Linked DNA regions of Mus musculus: regions 1, 2, 3 and 5 are each linked to region 4. The links are chromatin loops, found by intact Hi-C in ENCODE. Cell type or tissue: heart. All regions are shown on one strand. Region 1 has its middle 3.8 kb from the start of Ins2. Region 2 overlaps Mrpl23 (mitochondrial ribosomal protein L23). Region 3 holds the start of Tnnt3 (troponin T3, skeletal, fast). Region 4 holds the start of Tnni2 (troponin I, skeletal, fast 2). Region 5 has its middle 3.4 kb from the start of H19.

Region 1 (4,000 bases), 240 kb after region 4:
CTAGTTCTCTGTCAGCTTTTCTCCCACTCAGCCAGCCCTTCCCATCTCCTTTTCAATATTTGGGTCCAGGTTGGAGCACTTCACCTTTTACTAGTTCCCTAGTCCTGCCAACTGATACTGTTCTTCATCCTCAGGTAGCATTTGCCAGGGCACAGATGTGGGTGCCTCATTTTACCTCTGGTCATCAGCTCATTCTGTCTGCTGCTGGGTCACCAGGTGTTGCTGACCCATGCTCAGGATCTGGGCCTATAGAAATTAGGAGGAGTCTTCCAGGTCATCCATAGTCGAGGTCACCATGGGTCTTAGGGATTGGACAGGAGAGAGGAGACCCAGCTGGAGCAGGACTCAGTTCTAAGCCAGGGTAGCCTTTGAAGAGCAGAGGGGGAGTGCCAGGGCCTCAGCATGAACAGCCGCAAGCTGGCAGGGCTGAGGGACTCTGCTCTGTTGTCCACAAACACAGATGGACTGGGAAAGCCAGAGGGAGGTCCTGGTGGAATGTGGCTCATCACTAGCAGCAGGATTCTAAAGGCTTCGCAGGACTGCAAGGGATGAGGCCTCATGGAAACATGAGAGTCTGTGGACCTCTAGGTTGGGCAGCTTTAAGACATACGTCTGTTGTTGGCAAATTGGTAAAGAATCCATCATTAGTCTACAGGTGAGAGCCATACATGGCCTTTGGGACTTGGCTGGCACAGCCAACCAGAGTCGGTGACCTTAGCCCAGAGGTCAGATAACTGGATCTACTCACTTTGAGCATATGGATGAAGCACTGAGTGGGTGATGCATCACCATGACAACTTTCAGTCTGAGGATCCCAGGCCTAGGCCCTTCTTGGAGAGAGAGGCATGCTGGCAATCCTAGGCCCAGCCTAGGCCCAGATTCAAGGGTCTGACGCAGGGGTCTGCAGATCAGGCACGGGATTCTGACTACCTGCAGCAGAAGGGTGTTATAGGTGAGGTGTTTGTACCAAGGTGGTGGTGGGAGACAGGATACCTGGGAGCCAGGCAGTGAGCCAGTGACTCCAAGGGGGCTGGCTCAAAGCCACTGGGTAACTTGGCGCCAGCACAGCACGGCTGGACCACACAGGGCCACCTCCACAGCTTCACTTTCGAAGGAATCCGCCTTGCTGTTCTGTGGCCCAGCCAGAAACAATAGTTGGAGGGGGGAAGAGAAAAGAGACACGGCATCCAGACTGTTCTTCAGCTCGACTACCCCTGGCCACACCACCCCCAACATTCTTTTCAAAAATGACCTTCCCTTCTCAGCGCTGAGCGGAAGGTAGACATGGGAAAGAGCTGACCTTGTCCCAGATGGACTCTGCGTGAAGCATCCTGCACCCTGGGGTCCCTGTAGCCCCTACTTCATGTGAAAACTAGAGTTTTGTCTTCCAGCCTGTGTGCCTAAGAACACTCCAAGCAAAGGAAGGGATTACTGGATCTTCTGGCTCCCAGTCTCTGTGTCCACTAGGGCTCTGGGAACCACAAAGGTCCCAGCTGGAAATAGACAGTCTGCTCCCCTGGCCTGTTTGCTTAGCCATCGTGTGAGGTGTTGCATGGATTACCTCCTACACTCTCCTCTAGGCAGCTGTAATTCTAGACAGGTAGAAGATGACTCTAACCTGAGACATTCTAGGAATGGTGCAGACACCTGGATATTTATTTGTTCCTCCTCCATGGGAATCTAGGAAACCTAAACCCCAAAGGTGCACATCCAGTCTTTCCTTCCCAAACCTCATACTCTCCACAATTTAGAGCAGTCAGCGTCTTGGGAAGCTTCTTTGTTCCTGTGACTGCAGAGGAGCAAAGGGAGACACTATGCAGCCTCTAGAAGGATCTACTATGATAAGCCAGCCCTTCAGACTTGTTGTAGTACTTCAAAAGCAAGGTTTTGGTGACCTCTGCTGGACGCTTCCATGACTAACCATTTCTGGCTATGGTATCTAGATTTCAAATGTCTACTCCAAAACAGTAGTTATCTGCACGGAGGGACACCCAATCTGAGTTTGTGGGAAGGCTCCTCAGGGGTCTCCATCATTCACATCTAGGCTAGAAAGCCACCAACTAGTGCTTGAGGCTGCCTAGTGACAACTTTTCTGGGTGGGTTGACTTAAGAGCTATCTGGTTCCTACTCCTTGGTTCAGAACCTTGCTGGGTATAAGGATCTCAAAGGGTAAAAAATGGACCTCAGCATCCCTGACCCTACCTCTCATATCACTCAGGGCCTGTTCAGCCTGAGAGAACATGAGTACAGTAAATATTTATTGATAATGTAAGAAAGCAAATAAGGTCCCTGGGGCTAGGCTGAGGTGTCAGCTCATTTGGACCCGGAGACAATGTAATCTAGGGGAGCCAACCTCTAGGCAGCTACATTGGAAGACCATATTAGGTGTTGGGTAATCTATACTGTGAGTAGCATAGCACTGAGCATAGCAGAAGAGTGGCTTCCCTGGCTCCAGGCCTCAATCTCCCCATGTGTAGTATTAGTATGAGTCTCTCCATCCCATATATATGGAGCTGAACTGCTTCATCAATCCAGGCAAGAGGTATATTGGCTATCCTTAGTAATACCCTGGCCTTCCAGATGGTAGGCAGAGGCAATGAGGTCCCCATAAGACACAGCTAAATCTCAAATACCAAAGCAACAACACAGCTAGCTGGGTAAACATGGTTATCACTGCAGACCCCATGGACAAGGGGAGCTCCTGTGCTGCAGGGCTGCGCTGAAGGGCCTCAGCAAGGTCAGCAGGAGTGCCTGAGCCAGGTCAAGGACTGACCTACATGGGGTGACCTAGGGCTTAAAGGAACATCTGAAGTCCTCTGCTGGGATGTCTGGGGTTAGCACCCAGGGTGATGCTGATCAAAGACTGAATCCGGTTTGACCTCTGCTCCCTGGGCACTGGTTCAGTTTGAGTGGCTTCTTCTTGTCCACTCTTGGAGGGATTGAGAGACAGCACATGTCCATCTCTAGTATTCTGCTTCCTCTCCTCAAGGCCAGTAGGAAGTAGAGCTCTAAACTAGAGTTTCAGAATGCCTCAGGAAGGCATGGGGCATGTGCCTCAGCCTGCACAGGTTGGTTCTGGGGCAACCTGCCTCTCCCTTGAGGTCGGAGTCAAAGGCTGCAGGAGTGAAGCCATAGATAGGAATCTGGATATCTGGACCATATTTCTGTTTCTAGAACCCCATAGCACTAGTCCACCACATTTCCTGAAAAGCTTGACTCGCCCCACAAGGCCCAAGGACCCAAAGATTTTTGTTCCCTTTACCCGTGACTCATATGCCCTCCAGAAAGTTTGTGGCACTTGAACAGTAGGGTACCCTATCTGCTACCCTACCCAAGACCCTGGGGAGTTCCATAGAATGACCCCAGGCTCCTCCTTCTTTCTTCTTTTGGGTCCAGTGTCTATCCATCCACTCATCCATTATGTTCATTTCTGGCCTTCCTTTTTCAGGGGGATGGCTGGCTATGGCCTTGTGACATTTCTCTAGGTGGGGCTGTGGTATTGTCACAGAGAGGGGGTGACCAGGAAGGGTTCTTAGCACTGCTGGAGGAGGCTTCCCAGCCAACAAGTACCAGCAAGGAGGCCTATGTCTAGTTCAGAGACTTGCCACCCTGGTTCTGGGTGGAGCTTTGAGGAACAGATGGGTTTGGCTTGGGTGGCAGGCAGGTTGGCCAGCCCTTGTGGCAACCAGGATCACCCTAGGCCCCTAAGCTCTCATCTGCCGGACAGGTGGCACCCAACTGGGCTCAGAGTGTGAAAGAGAGGCACTCTGTTGAGATTTCCCAAAGATCTAGCTGTTTTGTGGCTTTTCTTTAGAACTGAGAATATTTCTAGGGGACTACCAAGCAGTTAGGTTCAAGGAACCTATCTAGCTGGAAGGAGGGGCTGAGAAGTGGTAGGAGGCCCCAACCCTAGGTCTTCCTCATGGCCACCTTGCTTAGAACTCACAACTGGTCATTTTTGAGAAGTGGAGTTCTGGCTCATGCCCAGGGCTTATGGGAT
Region 2 (4,000 bases), 97 kb after region 4:
GCCACCATGGGCTTTGTCCCCCAAGTCCTAGAGAGGCCCCTCTGGCAGCACATGTCTCATAGACCCTAGGGGCGAGTCTTTAGTTACAGATAGGAGCCCAGCCTGGCGACAGGCCTGATATCTTACATTTGATCAGGGTGAGCCCACCTGGCTCCAGGTAATGGTCAAGGATCCAGGTGGAGAGGACCAAGTAAACAACTCTGATGAAATCCCACCCTCATTAACTCTTAGCTCATCCTTTTGTCTGGAGGGGACAACACTGGAGCCAGCCTCACCTGGCCACAGCTGCTCCTTGGACTTTCACCCTTATCCCTGGGTAGGATATCTCTTTATCTAGGCTTAGCTCAAACTTGTTTGCTTTCTGTCTCATCCAGGATGACCAGGGTGGACCTTCGGAATTACCTTGAGCAGATTTACAATGTTCCCGTGGCTGCCGTGCGCACACGGGTGCAGCATGGTGGGTACCTGTGTTGGTGGCTTGCCACCAGGACATAGCCCCTTGTCTACTTCTTGTTGTCTTCAGACTCCAGAGGGGAAGCAAAGGCCTTGAGGGGCTTGGGTGCCTTGTCTTGCCAGAGGGTGCCCAGCCTCTTTCTATGTAGCTCATTGAAGGTCCCCAACACTTCTAGCTGTGACCCTGAAATGTCCTCTGTTCCTTAGAACCACTTCCTTAGCCTGGGCTGGTCTCTAGTAGGCCTCCACAGTCTCCTCCTGTAGTAGATCCTAAAGTAGCCCATCAGTGGCAGATTGATTAGTGCCCAAGGCTGGCTAGTAGTGCTACCCTCTTAGAAATGCCCTTCCTACCGGGCGTGGTAGAGCACACCTTTAATCCCAGCACTTGGGAGGCAGAGGCAGGCGAATTTCTGAGTTCGAGTCCAGCCTGGTCTACAGAGTGAGTTCCAGGACATCCAGGGCTACACAGAGAAACCCTGTCTCGAAAAACAAAAACAAACAAAAAAACAAACAAACAAAACAACAACAACAAAAAGAAATGCCCTTCCTAGAGAATCTCCATTTCACCAGAGAGCAAAGAAATTCCTTTTGTAGCCAGTCGTGGTGGAGCACGTCTTTAATCCCAGCACTCGGGAGGCAGAGGCAGGCAGATTTCTGAGTTCGAGGCCAGCCTGGTCTACAAAGTGAGTTCCAGGACAGCCAGGGCTATACAGAGAAACCCTGTCTCGAAAAACCAAAAAAAAAAAAAAAAAAATTCCTTTTGTTCTTTTAAACTCTTCTGTTGTCATTTCTATTCTCAAAAACATTATTTATTTATTTTTTTGTCATTGACCAGGCTGGCCTTTAACTCAGAGATCTGCCTGCCTCTGCCACCTGAGTGCTGGGATTAAAGGTGTGAGCCACCACCAGCCAGCTCAAAGACTATTTTTACTTAAACAGAGAAACTGGGATGTTTGTCTGAGACCCCCCCTCTGGTGTTCAGCCTGCCTTTTGAAACCCCCCTCCCCACTCCACCTCCAGATGATATCCTGTGCCTTACTAGAAAATGGTTTCTAGATTGTGGGGCTCATCAAGGGGCCAGAAGTTAAGGCAGGGTCTGGTCTGCTGTCCCCTCACAGGCTCCAACAGGAGGAGGGATCACAAGAATGTGAGGATCAAGAAACCAGACTACAAAGTGGCCTACGTGCAGCTGGTGAGTGAGACCGGCTGACCTGCCGCCTCTGTTTCTGCTCACTGTCTCATCTGTGTCCTGGGGCTGTTTGTGCAATTCCCTCTACCTTAGCAGAGCCCAGACCTGGAGATCGGGGCAGGAGGAGCCCAGGTCCTAGTGCACCTCCGCAGATCATCTCTGTAGTCCTCAGTAAATCCATTCCTTATTTTGTGCTACAAGCCCATGCCTTAGTTACATGTGTTTGGAGGAAACAGAAATCAGAGGGTGAATGTGAAAAGCCACCGCTCTGTGAGGATACCTTGCCTGGTGCAGAGTTTATGTTCCCCTAGAAGCCCAGTGCTGTGAAAAGGTTGAGACATCTGGGGTATACGGACCCTACACATTCTTCTGTTAGTCAGCCATGACAGTGATTCTGTGAGTGTGGGTACCAAAGCCCCTTCACCTCATCCTTGCCTGGGGTCCTGGGAGCAGACTCCTAGTCTGGGCCTTTACTCACAAGACCAGACTTGCCTGGAAAGAGCCACATTTTCAAGCTTGCTCTCTTTTAGAGCCTCTGTCCTCGACCCACTGCCTTTGAGACCAAATCTTAACCTACAAGTACCCTTTGGTCTCAGTCTCTGGACAGAATCCCTTTTGACCTCCGGGAATCTCTCAAGGAAGACTCTACTCGGCAGGGTCCATTAACTGGCCCCCCACTGTTTGAACCCCACAGGGGGGCTTCCTCCAATTTCTCCAGTTTCAGTGTAAACAGCTCTCCAGGGAGCCCCAGCCTCCACAGCAGGCCGCTAGATGGCAGTCTCGTGCTATTGAGAATGGGCCCCTCCCACCCTCCCGTGCTGCATGGCTGTTTGTTCAAAGACCCTGTAAGGGAGGGAGGCAGCTTTGCTGGAAAAAGAGCTACAGTTGTTCTAAACAGGGCCTAATATTTGCTGTACATAAAATCAGCCCATGCAGGTGGGAAAGGAAGGCCTGGGCCCTCTGAAGGCTTGTGTGTGTGTTTGTGAGCTAGGTGTTGAATCCACCCATCTGTCTCTGTCACGGCCTGGGGGGCCACATCCATATGCTGGCATTTGCCACAAGTCACTTCAGAGACAGCTATGGTTACAAGTGGCTTTTGAGACATCTGAGCCCCTACATTCCCCTCCTCTTCCCCACCACACTCATGAAAGCTGGACTCAGTAGTTCTTACATCTGGCAGCTGCAGCTGCCACCAGCCATGTCCACCTTCCTCTGTGAAATTGTGATAAATGGAGGGGCCTGTTGTGCCCCCACTAGGCGAGACTTCTCAACCAGAGTTAAAATTTGTAACACACCCCCTTCCCGGCTCCAGCCTAGAAATGGTTCGTGTTTGGGACTTCTGGTTGTATCTGCAAAGGCTGTCTTTGTCTTCTTAGTCTTTGTCTTTGTCTTAGTCTTTGTCTTCTTAGTGTGTCTTTTACGGGTGGGGGGGCTTCTGGCTTCTGGTAACGGCACTGTGAGGCTCAGGAAGGGGCAACTAGGGGAGGGGGGAGAGAAAGCTCATCGTGAGTGTGGCAGGGGAAAGGCAGGTCCCACGTGGTGGGCGACCACATTTTTCTTCTGAGAACCTGATAAACATCTTTTTGGTCTGGTGGGGAGGGAGCCTTAGCAAGCTCTCAGTCCCCACACAACAAAAAGAGCATTGACCATGTTTACACAGAACAGTGTTTGACTGAGTGCTGCACACAGGCCATGAGCTCTAGGCTCCAGAGTAAATGCTGCGGGCAGGCACAGTCCAGCCCAACAATGGCCCGTAGGGGCCCTAGGATTACTGGAGTCAGGACTGGCTTCTCCACTTTTTCCCCTGGCCTTTTTTTCCTTTCCTGCCTTGGGCCCCTCAAAACCGGCTCTCCCTCCTTAGAGGGTGGGTGGCTACATTTTTTTCTAAAGTATGAAGCAATTATCTCTTAGAGATAGTCTTCATACTGGTACCCATAGATGGTGATGCGGGTCCCTCACATCTGCTCTTTCAAAATCCCCCGCTAGCCCCTTGCATAGGCTGTCTTTATCTCTGGACCTTAAGCTGTTTAGGACTTCATCTGCCATCAAAGCCAGCAGTCAATTCTGGATGGGCAGCCAGCTCTGCTTATAGGCTGCTGCCTCCCCCATTTTACTTTTGTAACATGGTCTCCAGTAGCACTGGCTGTCTTTGAACTCCTTGTGTAGCCAAGGATGACTTTCAGTTTTTGATCCTTGTGCCTCCTCCTCCCTTCTCTATGCTAGGATTACAGGCATGAACAACACCAAAGTCTTATGTGGTACTGGAGATCAAACACAGGGCCTTGTGGGTGCTAGGCAAGAACTCTACCAACTAAGCCCAGCCCCAGAGTGTCCACCTCTGACAGAACTTACTAAGTT
Region 3 (4,000 bases), 57 kb after region 4:
TGAGGATGAGCAAGCATATAAGGGCTGAACAAGTGGATGAATGGCAGCGGGCAGTGGGATGTCCTTCTCAGGGGCACCCTCCCTTTGCCAGGCCTACCCTTAGGCTTGACTCTAAAACCTGGTATCTCTAGAATCTGGAGCTTCTTGACAGCTTCAGTGGTCTAACCTTGGCTGTGACATACACCTAGACACTCAGAATCTTGACTTTTTAGAAGCTTCAAACCCCACTGGTAGGAACACATAGCTCAGCAGATACAGTTGCTGATGCAGATGGGTAGATGGCCTTATCCCTCCTGGTCACCATGATAGAACCATACTCTGTTCAACCAGGAGCTTCTCTCTGGACAAAGGACACTCCCTGCCCTTCCTACTCAAATGAGGTGGTGACCAAGAGCAGCAGATAGAAGCTGCTTCAAGGTCCATCACAGGATGAGGAACTAGACTCTAGCATAGACCAAAATGGGCATCCCAAGTGACAGAGCAGAGTATTATTGCTCCTGTGACTTGCCCAGCCTCTCTCTTTGGCCTCAAGAGGAGAGTGCAAGGTGTGCCTTCAGAGTACAACTCACTAAATCTTACTTGGGCCTCAGATGTGGAGTCTACCTTCTGCTGTAACACTGCCTACCCTGCCAGGGACACCAGGATACTGCCCTTCCATCTTCCTGCCAGCCTCCTGAAAGGCCCAATAGCTGCTGCTGCTTCCTCCAAGCCCTACTTAAAGACCCACTTCACTTCAGGATTCGGGAATTGCTCTAATACCTTTACAGCCAATCAGAGTGTTTTTCGAACCAGGAGGCACTGTCATGCATGGGGACAGCTGCTGCCCAGATCACAGTGGCTGAGTCCCAAGTGCCATGTCAGCCAATCCTATCCTGGGCTTGGCAGAGCCAGCCACAGTGGGTCAAGTAGGGGCGCTGGGTGAGGCTCAGGGTCCAGGGGCTCTTCCATTCCCTGTCTGCTCAGCACCCAGATTGAGTAGCCTCTGAAAACCCCACTATTCTGGGAGTCACCTGTATAGGCCATAGAAGTAAAGACACTTGAAGGGCAGGCTCTTCTCAGCCTCCTCTGTCCTCCAAGCCCAGTCAAAGTCAGATGGATGTTCACCGACTTTGAGGGATCTCTCACAACTATTCAGGGAAGCCACTGCCTCTCAGTCTCTTGGATAGAACAGGGACAGTCTCCAAGTCCCATCCAACGGAATTCGTTGCCCCACCACCACCACCACCAGGGGCTCCAGTTCTCTCTCAGATTCCCAGGGAGCCTTTTCTCCTGTCTTTTCCCCACCAAGCCCCAGCCAGGCCAAGTAGGACCTTTTGTGTATTACCTTGCACGTGTTACCTGCTCGAGTCTTTGGTGGACGGCAGCACCTGGTCCAGCAGTGCCCACTCTATGCTGTCCCGCTGTACCTTGGGCCTGATCCCCTGAGGAGGAGGTGACTGTTACTCAAAATAAGACCTGCCTGGTCTCTCTGACCTCACTGAAAGCGTATGCCAAAGGCTTCTGAAGTGGGTAGCCACCCTCCCCTGCTGGCCATGAGGAGCCACTACAGAGATGGTAGCATAGCCATCTATAGACCTCTAAGGACCCTCATTGCTCTCAGGCAAGAGCTTCTGGATTCAGGGGTTCAACAACAATAGACTGGATAAAATCCCCCATGTCTGCTCTCCGTGTTCTTCAGCTGAGTGGTGTGCTTGGTTGGTCTCAGTAGAGCCAGATGAGAAGGGAGGCTGACCTCACCACAGAAGAGAATTAGAGTCCCTTTGGCACTAGTGTGGGACTTCATAAACTCTACATGACCCTCAAGGCCAGATTGAGCTGGGCATCCACAATATTTAGAGCTCACTGAACCCTATCTATCTAATGGTATAGATGGAGGTATAGAGGGACACATAGGTTCTGTCCAGGAAGGTTGAGCTGGCCCAACAACTCCAGGGGCCTCTAAGGGGCAGGTGCTTGGAGCAGAGGAGAGCAGGAGAGAAGCTCTGTTCTATGAGCCAGCAGGCTAGAAGACTGGCTCCACTCTCCTTCTGATCACAAGCTGGATCTTGTGTCTCTGGCATTCTATGGCCCCATCTCTAACACATAGGAGGTGGATGGTGGGTCAATCCAAACCTTCCAGAAACTCTTAAGATTTGGTGGAGATTGGCATACTGTGGGCCTCCTACTGGTCATCCTGATGTCTCTAATCTCAGGATGCAAAAGGACCAGAGCCCTGTCTGTGTCCCCTAGGGCTCACCTACCATTACTTTACACTCCACATTGGCTTTTTCCCTGAACTGAACAGATCCACAGACCCCACCAGCCACACACGACAAGCCATGGGGTCTGGGAGGGTTAAGAGAGTGAATGGCAAATGCCAGGTTGGTCTCTTGCTACTTGGTGCTTCAGTTTCCCTAGAGGCTGACCAGGCACATAAGGCCCAGAAGAGTGTCCATGGTTGGATGGTGCCCCCTGGAGTCTTGAGGAAAAAAAGGCCAGGCACATGGCGAGGTCTGCTCATGGCCAGGTCTGCTCAGCAGGGCCCACATCCCTGGACAGAGATATGACCTCCAGGTCCACTACTTAGTATGGAGCCCCCAGACCAATAACAGGCCCAAGCATTGCTCAGCCCTCCCCAGTTACTGAGGAAGATGGACAACCAGAGGCAAGGTTTAGGTGATCATTTCTCCTATTAGGTGATCATTTCATGAGACGTGTTCCAGTGATGTCCACTTGAAAAATAGGCCTGGCCTCGAAGAAGGGGCTGTGTGTGACATGGGCTAGGGACCCAGGGCTCTTCATTTGGTGGGTATCTTGAGCTGTCTCTATGCTGGAGAAGCAGGGCAGAGTTGCAGGAGGTGCCATATAGAGTTAGACACCGATCTTGAACAAAGTACCTGCTCCTACAAGCCACCTCGGGCAGAGGAACAGGGGACCAAAGAACCCAAAACCCAGGCTCTGATGACCCTTCCCCCAACAGCCTGACTCAAGAACAGCCTTGGTCTAGACCCAATCCTTTCCTCCTCTCTCCCTCAGCCCATCAAGCATGTGCCCATTGCTGAGGGGGGAGGGTAGGTAAAAATAGCAGCTGACACCTTTCTGGAACAGTTAGGGACCTTGCCTCCTCCTCCAGGCATGTCTCCTCCATCCTTGCCTCCTTGGGCCTCCTCTGGGGCATTCCTATACTTGGTCAGGGGCCTGCTTGGGCACACCCTCCCCCTTCCCATGCCCCAGCCACCCATCTGCTGGCCAATGGGCTGCCAGAGAAGATCAGATGTCACTATAACATGAAGGGGTGAGGCTGTTGGACAGTGCCTGCTGCTGGTCCTGTCCACAAGGAGCCCCCAGCCTTTCTCAGACTCAACTACAGGTGTGTATGGATGTGAACAGCCCGCGTAGGAGTGGGCAACTGTGTCTGGGCTTGGCTGCCTAGCATCTAAGGGGAGTTCAATGGGTCCTGTGCCTCTTGCTGTGTTGTATTTTGGTAACTAGAAGCATGGTGCTTGAACCTTGGGATGACATAAAAGATCTGGTTCTAAACCAGAATAGAAAAGCACAGGAAGTGAGAAGGAGTGGGGCTCCTGTGTGACTCAGGACAAAGGAGACCTCCTAAGGTAGGATCTAGGAAGAAGGGCAGAGGGTGAGATAAGGATCGAGTGAGTCAGAGGACATCATTCAGAGCTCTAAGGGCGCCTGCAGCTGCCTGCCTGGCAGCTGGCTGGAGCCCCTCTGAGACTCTGAAAGAATGACCTTAGAGAAAGAATGTGATTTCAACTCATCCTTGGAGCCCATGGGTCTGCCCTTTTGCAGATCTGGGCTTATCTCAGATCACCCTGGGAAGAAGCTCAGGGGAGAGATATCTGTGAACCCCTGGGGCAGATTCCTAAGGTTCAGGTGAAGACAAACAGGAGCCAAGCTGAACCAGGACAGAGGGAATGAAAGGAGCCTGGGCCTGAGCAGGAAGCTCATATCTGATCTTGTGGCTGGGAGACCAGGTGGCCCCTAGCCCTCCAGGCTCCCG
Region 4 (4,000 bases):
AGGAGCAGAAACCCAAATCTACCTGTGTCCAGTCCTGTACTGGTTCACTCCGGGGAGGGGGTGGGGGGGTGCAAGGTTCAAGCTGGGGAGCTCAAGGCGGCCCTGGCAGGCCTTCTTCTCAGAGGAAGGAGATGAGCAGAGGTGATAGGGAACGAGTGATTCAGGAAGCAGGCAGATGTTGGTCCATGGTCCATTGGAAGCTACAGTAGTAGCAGTAGTAGCATATATGTCACATTGAAGGAAGATTGGCTGGTCTCAGGGAGCTGATCTGTGTTACAATAGTCCAGATCTCTGGTTAAAGATTGGTCTCAATCATACTTGCCTGATCTCCCACCATCCACCCCAGGTTCAACCAGATGTGGACTGCCTAGAACCCTGCTCTGGAGGGGACCAACAGTGGGGTCGACTCCTGCTGTCACTAGAGTATGATTTTGGAAGCCAGGAGGTAAGGCTCACTCAGCAGGTCCAGAGGCTCTGTGGTTGATGGAGAATGTGATGAATGAAGAGTCAGGTAGAGGGGAGCAGGGGAAAAGAACCTCTTGACCCCAGGCTGAGCCAACCCACTGGCCCTCAGATTAGAGTGGGCCTGAGGCAGGCTGGAAACCTGAAGGCTGAGGGCACAGCAGACCCCTACGCCTGGGTCAGTGTGTCCACCCAGTCTGGGAGAAGACATGAGACAAAGGTGCACCGAGGGACGCTCTCTCCCATGTTTGAAGAGACATGCTGCTTTCTGGTAAGTCTAGTCTGGGTAGATAGAGTGGGCTGGAGCCAGGGCAGCAGGACCCAGCTCATTACCCTGTCTGCAGGTCCCACCAGCAGAGCTGCCCAAAGCCACTCTGAAGGTGCAGCTGTGGGACTTCAAGCGGTTTTCAGAACACGAGCCACTGGGTGAGCTCCAACTACCCCTGGGCACCGTGGACCTTCAACATGTCCTGGAGAGCTGGTACCAGCTAGGCCCTCCAGGGACCACTGAGGTGAGCCTGGCTGGTAGGGGCCCGGGATCTACCTGTAACATGGGGGGAGGACAAGGTCTGAATGCTGTACCTGCTGAGTTCAAACCCCCAAGGGTAAGGATGACCCTCCCAGTTGCAGCCCCGTCTTGTTGCCCATAGCCTGAGCAGATGGGGGAGCTGTGCTTCTCACTACGCTACGTGCCCAGCTCAGGCAGCCTGACTGTGGTTGTACTGGAGGCTCGGGGTCTGAATCCGGGGCTTGCAGGTGAGAGCTATACTTTTGTGGACAGCGAGCTGGACCCTCGTGTGCATGTATGGGACTCCCTTCTTGAACTTTCTCACTCGTGCAGAGGCCTACGTGAAGATCCAGCTTATGTTAAACCAGAGAAAATGGAAGAAGAGCAAAACATCCTCCAAGAAAGGCACGACTACCCCCTACTTCAACGAGGCCTTCGTCTTCCTGGTTCCCGTTAGCCAGCTCCAGGTAGGGAGCTGGGAGGAAGGGCAGAGTGGCCTGGGACGTTGTGCCATGCCAAACTGACAACCATCCCCTCTACATGTCTGCAGAGTGTGGACCTGGTGCTGGCTGTCTGGGCCCGTGGTCTGCAGCTCCGGACTGAGCCTGTGGGCAAAGTGCTGCTGGGTTCCCGGGCTTCTGGCCAACCCCTACAGCACTGGGCAGACATGCTGGCCCATGCTCGGCGGCCCATCGCCCAGTGGCACCACCTGCGGTCCCCCAGGGAAGTGGATCGTGTTCTGGCCCTGCAGCCTCGCCTTCCCCTGCTTAGGCCTCGCTCCTGAAAGCACCGCGGGTCTCAGTTTTCCCAGATGGAGAGCTGTGGATATTTGTGCAGGCTCTTCAGATCTCTCTGTAATAAACAAATTCTCTTTCACACTCACATGTCCTGATGGAGCCCTGTGAGGAGGATCTGAGATACAAGGCAGGCTACACTTTGGCACCACTGTCCTCTCAAGGTTGGGGTAGGGTGCTCTGAACAGATTTGCCAGTCCTGGGCCTCTCTCTGCTCAAGGCCTGATTCCTAGGCCTTTCCCTGAAAAACGGGCACCACCCTCTCTGCCAGCCAGGACTGGTAGAGGAGCAGGAGGCTAGAGCTGGCTCTGTGAAGGCAAAGAGGGCAATTGAGGGGGAGTTGTGGGTAGGTACAGCTTGTGGAAAAGACCTCAAGACCATGAGGGACTGTGATACAGTGTCTTATGCACTATCAGCAGGGGGCAGTAGATGTCTTTGGAAGCTGCTCTGGAGCCTTTGGGGGCTCACAGCCCTGGCTTGTGATATACCTCTTAATCCCAGCACATCTGGCGGGCTTTAGCAGCTCCAACCCTCCTCTGATCCCCAGGGGCCCCAGAGCAGCAGGGTTGGGGCCAAGCCATGATCTGGTGTCTCTGGGTGGGGTTCAGAAGCGGGAAAGGAGTAAGGGCCTGGCCCCAGTGAGCCGGGCAATGCAGGGCCTGCCTAGGCAACCAAGGGCCCTGAGCCCCCACAGGTCAGAGAAAGGTTCCTAGGGCGGTGGCACCACTCTCTGGGGTTGAAGGACATGTTTCAAGTTGCCTGTGCAGAGGCACCCATGGGCAGGGTGTGTGGCAGGCGGAGAGAGGCCCGGCTGCTGGTCCAGGGACCCTTTTGCTTCTCTCTTCCTGGGCAGAAAGGCAAGTTCACTATAAGAGGTGGGCACCACTCTCCTGAGCCCTGACTGCCTTCCACACAGGGCCTAAGAGAATGCTTTTGTTTTTGTTTGGTGTGTGTGTGTGTGTGTGTGTGTGTGTGTGTGTGTGTGTGTGCGCGCGCGCATGTGCGCTCAATTTTGCAGGAAGACTGGTGAGGTGAACAGTCAGCCCAGGGGTCCAAGCAGGGCATGAACACCCAGCAGGCAATGAGCGGCCAAGTGGGTGCAAAACTACAAGACCACACATACCATTTGACAATGACTCCAGTTCAGCCTACTTTTGGTGAAGTCCGGTTTCCTTTGGAGGAAGACTTCAGTGGATGTTTGAGCTGGGTACCTTGGAGACCCACATGGAAGGTTACCCTTGCTGTCCTGAGGGCTCTTGCAGGAACAAGGCTGGCATCTTGAACTCGTCATTGAGACATAAATAGAGCAAACCACCCCCAACTCCCCACCCCAAGACTTCTTGGACAGGCCAGCGCCTGGGCTGACCGGCCAGGCGGCTGGGCAGGTGGAGAGGCTCTCCTCCTCTCTGTGCCCCCATTGGTCTGAGGAGACTCCATGCCCTTTCTGAGCAGGGGCCCGGCCCAGGGAAAGCAATTTATACCCCTCCCCCTGGCCCACCAGCCCAACTCACTGCTGCCGGCCTGACCTCGCTCCCAGCACTGCTGCACAGCATCTAGGTGAGGCCCAGCCCATCTTCTTGAGGTGGGAGACTAGAGCACTACTCAGGCTGGCTCATAGGAGGACTTCCCCGGGCAGGGGCTTGGGGGTTTGGGGGTCTGCTGCCGACAGCTCTCTCTGAGGTCTCCCACAGATCTAGGGTTGAGAGCAACATGTGCTACTAGGATAGGACAGGGGTCTACAATGGGCCTCGGATAACAGGCCCTGTCTCTGGGGACACACAAGCAGGAAAATGTTCAGGTCAAGCAAGTAGGGACCTGAGCCCCCAGGCCACACAGAAGAACACTTTCTTCCGTGCATTCACTTCTCAAGCCAAAGGAGCAAGAGTTAAAAATAACAGGCTCACCCTGGCAGCCACCTGTGCTGGCCAGCCCCACCCCATCCCTCCCTCGGGGACAGCTGCAGCTCCTCAGGCCCCGCCCGGGACATTTTGGGAACACTTTCTCCTCTTACTTCTCATCTTCAGGGTGGGGGTGGGGGGTGATGTCCTCTGAGAAGGTCTGAGTTGCGGGTAGAGCAGAAGTAGCCTAGCAAGGCCAGGTCTCCATGCCTAGCCTCACGCAAGGCGGACACTGACACCATCACCTCTCTCCCCACAGGATCAGAGCTTGAGATCTCAGGATGGGAGAGTAAGTGATACCCAGGGTGACCCGTACTGCAGTCCCTCACCAGGGCTTG
Region 5 (4,000 bases), 140 kb after region 4:
CTGTCATCCTCCCCACCATACCCCTTGCCATACCCCCCACCATACTTCCCCTATGGCCCCCATACTCTCTGCTATACCCCCACTATACCCTCCCTGCTATACCCCCACTATACCCCCGCTATGTCCCCCACTATACCCACACTATACCGCCCCACTACACCCCCATTATACCCCCACTATGCCCCTCCTGCCATGCCCCCCACTATGTCCCCCATTATGCCCCCGCTATGCCCCCGCTATACCCCCACTATAACTCCCTCTATATCCCCCGCTATACCCCTACTATACCTCCCACTATACTTCCACTATACCTCCCCATTATACCCCCTCGCTATAACCCACGCTATACAACCCCACCATGCCACACCCGCTATGCTCCCTCTTGCTACCCACCCTCCTGCTTCACTTCAAACTAAGCGGATCCCTGACTTCTCCTAGTCTCTAATCTCAGCTTTGCAACTTCTTGCTACAGTTCCTAGGTTACCTGGGACATTGCAATGGTTGAACCCCAGCCTCTGCTTTTATGGCTATGGGGTTTCGGTGGACGCACGCACGCGGCAGTTTCTATGTCTCCCGCCTATAACCGATTCTGTATTGAGTTTGGATTGAACAGATCTGGCTAGCTTGAGGAGTCCCAAGGCAGAAGGGGACCATTCCGTAAGTGCACAAATGCCTGATCCCTTTGTTGAACCTGGGGTACTCAAAGCTTTGTCACAGCGGACCCCAACCTATGCCGCGTCTGCCGAGCAATATGTAGTATTGTACTGCCACCACGCGGCATCGTCTGTCCATTTAGCTATAGCCAAATCTGCACAGCGTGGAGAGTGAACCGATCGATCGTGAAGGGCGCAAGACTGAAGGAGCTACCCAAGAAATGTGTGTTGTACCACCCCATGACCCTTATGAATCATTGAATGCTATGCCTGAGTGACCCATGAGTTTGCCATAGGTGAACCGCAATTTTGGTCACCTCTATGATAAAGTATGTGGGACTGCACTGGTCGCTGCTCGGCAACTTCGGTCTTACCAGCCACTGACGATCTCGGGCTGTGTAGGGAATGAGTCAAGTTCTCTGGTTCAGTGTGTAAGGGAACCATTCCAGAGGTGCACACATCTTACCACCCCTATGAATCCCTATTTGGGTGACCCTGGGATATTGCTGGGAATGAATCGCTCCCCCCAAGTTGGCAGCATTTGGGCCACGATATATAGGAGTATGCTGCCACCGCGCGGTAGCATCCGTTCCCTTGTTGCACATAACAGCTTCTATGCCTTCCTATAGTGAGCCACACTGGCTGGTTTTGGGGTTCAGTGACCAAAGGGACCCCCTCCAGAAACACAAGTGTTCCAACCTCTTATAAACCATATCGACCACTGAGGCATAGCGGCTTCGGACATTGCTGTGGGCGAACCCGAACTTTGGCCCTTGGACATTGTCATGGGCAAACCTTAACTTTGGCTGTCTCTGGAACATAATGTTTAAGATGACAGTCACCAGCGCAGCAATTTGGTCTTTCCACTCACAACGGCTTTTGTGCTTTCTGGCATCGAACCACATGCACTGGTTTATGGGGTCTGAGACCAAAGGAGACCATTCCGGAAGGGCATAGGTGTCCTGCCTTCTGCTTTTAACAAGGCTCTCCGGGACAGTGCAAAACAGGTGAACCCCAACTTTGCCATAAGTACGATTATCTGCCACAAACCAGCCAGGGGTCCTACCACCTCTTCAATTGATTTTGGGCTGACACCCAAGGCTTGATGTAGGATTCCTCAGCTGCCAAGCTGGCAGCTGAGCCCCATTGAGAGAGAATGCAGTTTCAGAATTGTTTGCAGCCCTGAGCCGGAGATCATTAGCATCTGAACGCCCCAATTAGAATACGAAAGCGCAAATCACCAGACTTTCTTGTTGGCGGTTCCTTAAGTGATTCTTTGGGTAGGGAGGTCAGGTGTCCTCATAGATGTGCAGAATTTGAGGACCATGCTTAGTGGGGTCTGCATTATGGTACTGCAATACATTCCATGATCACCACACATAGTAGCTATACTTCAATTTTCACACAATAGCGCTGATGGCCCCAGAACCCTATAAGTCAGATACCTGAGATAGCTCTTGAGAACGTTTTATCAAGGACTAGCATGAACCCCTGGCCTCATGAAGCCCATGACTATGGGATCATAGATGGTGATAGGGGAGAAAACTCAATCAGTTGCAATCCGTTTTAGGACTGCGATGTACGAGACTTCACTGCCGCCGTGCGGCAACCCTGGTCTTTACACACAAAGGATTCTTTGCAGAGAGTAAGCCGACCTTGTTGATTTGGGAGTCCGAGTCCACGAGGTACCAGCCTAGAAAATGCATGTGTCCTGCCCCCCTAGTGGCATTTGTGACCCCCCTGAGGTACTGAACTTGGGTGACCCACAGCATTGCCATTTGTGAATTCCAATACCAGGGGTGGGGGGGCTCTTTAGGTTTGGCGCAATCGATTTTGCTGCCACCACGCGGCAACTCCCGCGTATAAACCCCACAACTGATTCAGCAGACGTCCAAGAATAGGGCATGGTCTCCTTGCAGAATTCTTATGCCTCCTGGATGCTCGTGTGAATGTAGCATGTTCCTTTGAGTCCTGGGTGTAAGTGCCCTGCACGCTCATCCCCCGGACATGAAAATAGAATCTCTATTTTCTCACCAACCTTTTTCTTTCCTTGTGGTGATTCGGGAACTGTAGGCAATGGCTATTTTCTCGGTTTTAACTCAGGCTCCAGGCAGACTCAGTACTGTCTGGTCATCAGTTGCTGCACAGAACACACTTACATGGCACCATGGCCCTTTAGCCTCTGCTATGTTCCTCCTGTATGGTCACAGCACTGCTATGTTCCTCCTGTATAGTCACAGCACTTTTGACTGCATTGAATGGACAGTGAGCAGGAAAGCTTCCTTGGTCAGGCTAAACTCCTAGTGGTTCATTTGCATTTCGATGGGATAGAGCTAGATCTCTTCTTCCAGAAACAAGTTAGGCATGCCTTTGTCAATCTGGGGACTGCCAGGGCAGAAAGTACAATGAGGGCAGTAAGCTTTGGCGGGGAGGGGGGCTCTTGGGGTCAAGTCTAGTCTGTTTTGGCCATTGTAATAGTACGTGACATTGAGGACTAGGTGATGGCTAGCAGCTGGTGGGCAAACAGAACCTAACTGAAGCATGGTACTCTAATGGGGGCTAGTATCCAGTGAGAGCCTAGTCTGAGCCCTGTTGTTGGCTGTGGAACTTAGACAAGTGGTGGAGAAAGAGCTCTGCTTTCTCAGATTCCTTCTTAGTAACGTTCCTAAAGAATGAGCATAGAGAGAGTGGAAGTGAAACATCCAGGGGAGCCTCAGTCTCTTCTGAGTTCATGGCCAAGACTTATGTCCTAAACTCACACTATGGCCCTCTCAGTTGGGAACCAGCTCCCGTTGTCCCCTTCTGGACACCATCCCCATATAGAACTAACCACACAATGTGTCTTTTATACCACTGTGAGCATGGTGGTGCCACCTAGTATCTGGACAAAAGCTTGTAGATGATGCTAACATGACAATATGATATTGACTTAGATAAGTTGGTACATAAGAGTGACATAGCTGGTCCCAGCACTTGGGAGGCAGAGGCAGGCAGATTTCTGAGTTCGAGGCCAGCCTGGTCTATAAAGTGAGTTCCAGGACAGCCAAGGCTACACAGAGAAACCCTGTCTCAAAAAACAAAACAAAACAACACCACAAAAGAGTGACATAGCTGGGACATGGACATGGGAGTGTCACATAGATGGGATATGCACCCAGAAGTGTCACATAGATGGGACATGGACACAGGAGTGTCACACATAGGGGATATGGACACAGGAGTGTCACACAGGTGGGGCATGGACACAGGAGTGTCACACAGATGGGATATGGACACAGGAGTATTACCTGAACAGGACATGGGCACTGATGTGCCACCTGGATATAACATGGGCCCAGTGGTGTCTG

The links. Peaks named below come from ENCODE experiments on the same cell type or tissue, not always from the same donor. Only the 100,000 strongest peaks of a DNase experiment are listed, where the experiment ranks them.
Region 1: a loop joins it to region 4, with 6 times the contacts of the local background. A loop is called at or near these places in 21 of 42 quality-filtered maps.
Region 2: a loop joins it to region 4, with 2.7 times the contacts of the local background. A loop is called at or near these places in 7 of 42 quality-filtered maps.
Region 3: a loop joins it to region 4, with 7 times the contacts of the local background. A loop is called at or near these places in 20 of 42 quality-filtered maps.
Region 5: a loop joins it to region 4, with 8 times the contacts of the local background. A loop is called at or near these places in 21 of 42 quality-filtered maps.

What each region holds. Positions count from the first base shown.
Region 1 is chr7:142,673,966-142,677,965 of GRCm38, forward strand. No RefSeq gene overlaps it. Among named protein-coding and RNA genes, the nearest start is that of Ins2, 3.8 kb to the right of the region's middle. In heart, a CTCF peak has its summit at 1,919 (motif pointing left); no DNase peak of the experiment used is centred here; H3K27ac peaks cover 931 bases.
Region 2 is chr7:142,535,696-142,539,695 of GRCm38, forward strand. It overlaps Mrpl23 (mitochondrial ribosomal protein L23), which reads left to right. Exons shown (of 5, transcript NM_011288.2): 3 at 375-457; 4 at 1,572-1,645. Among named protein-coding and RNA genes, the nearest start is that of Mrpl23, 4.7 kb to the left of the region's middle. In heart, a CTCF peak has its summit at 2,385 (motif pointing right); a DNase peak (open chromatin) is centred at 2,396; H3K27ac peaks cover 3,526 bases.
Region 3 is chr7:142,495,551-142,499,550 of GRCm38, forward strand. Tnnt3 (troponin T3, skeletal, fast) reads left to right here and starts at 3,286. Exons shown (of 18, transcript NM_001163664.1): 1 at 3,286-3,349. All of the region lies in intron 1 of Prr33 (proline rich 33), which reads right to left. In heart, CTCF peaks have their summits at 1,527 and 2,457 (motif pointing left); DNase peaks (open chromatin) are centred at 741, 1,411 and 2,471; H3K27ac peaks cover 3,564 bases.
Region 4 is chr7:142,438,548-142,442,547 of GRCm38, forward strand. Syt8 (synaptotagmin VIII) reads left to right here. Exons shown (of 9, transcript NM_001285861.1): 4 at 347-445; 5 at 575-733; 6 at 807-974; 7 at 1,113-1,218; 8 at 1,304-1,437; 9 at 1,521-1,849. The coding sequence ends at 1,754. Tnni2 (troponin I, skeletal, fast 2) reads left to right here and starts at 3,269. Exons shown (of 8, transcript NM_009405.3): 1 at 3,269-3,321; 2 at 3,922-3,951. The coding sequence starts at 3,944. In heart, a CTCF peak has its summit at 2,184 (motif pointing right); DNase peaks (open chromatin) are centred at 1,574, 2,374, 3,354 and 3,984; H3K27ac peaks cover 4,000 bases.
Region 5 is chr7:142,579,545-142,583,544 of GRCm38, forward strand. No RefSeq gene overlaps it. Among named protein-coding and RNA genes, the nearest start is that of H19, 3.4 kb to the left of the region's middle. In heart, CTCF peaks have their summits at 778, 1,265, 2,289 and 2,490; a DNase peak (open chromatin) is centred at 1,210; H3K4me3 peaks cover 1,502 bases; H3K27ac peaks cover 1,613 bases.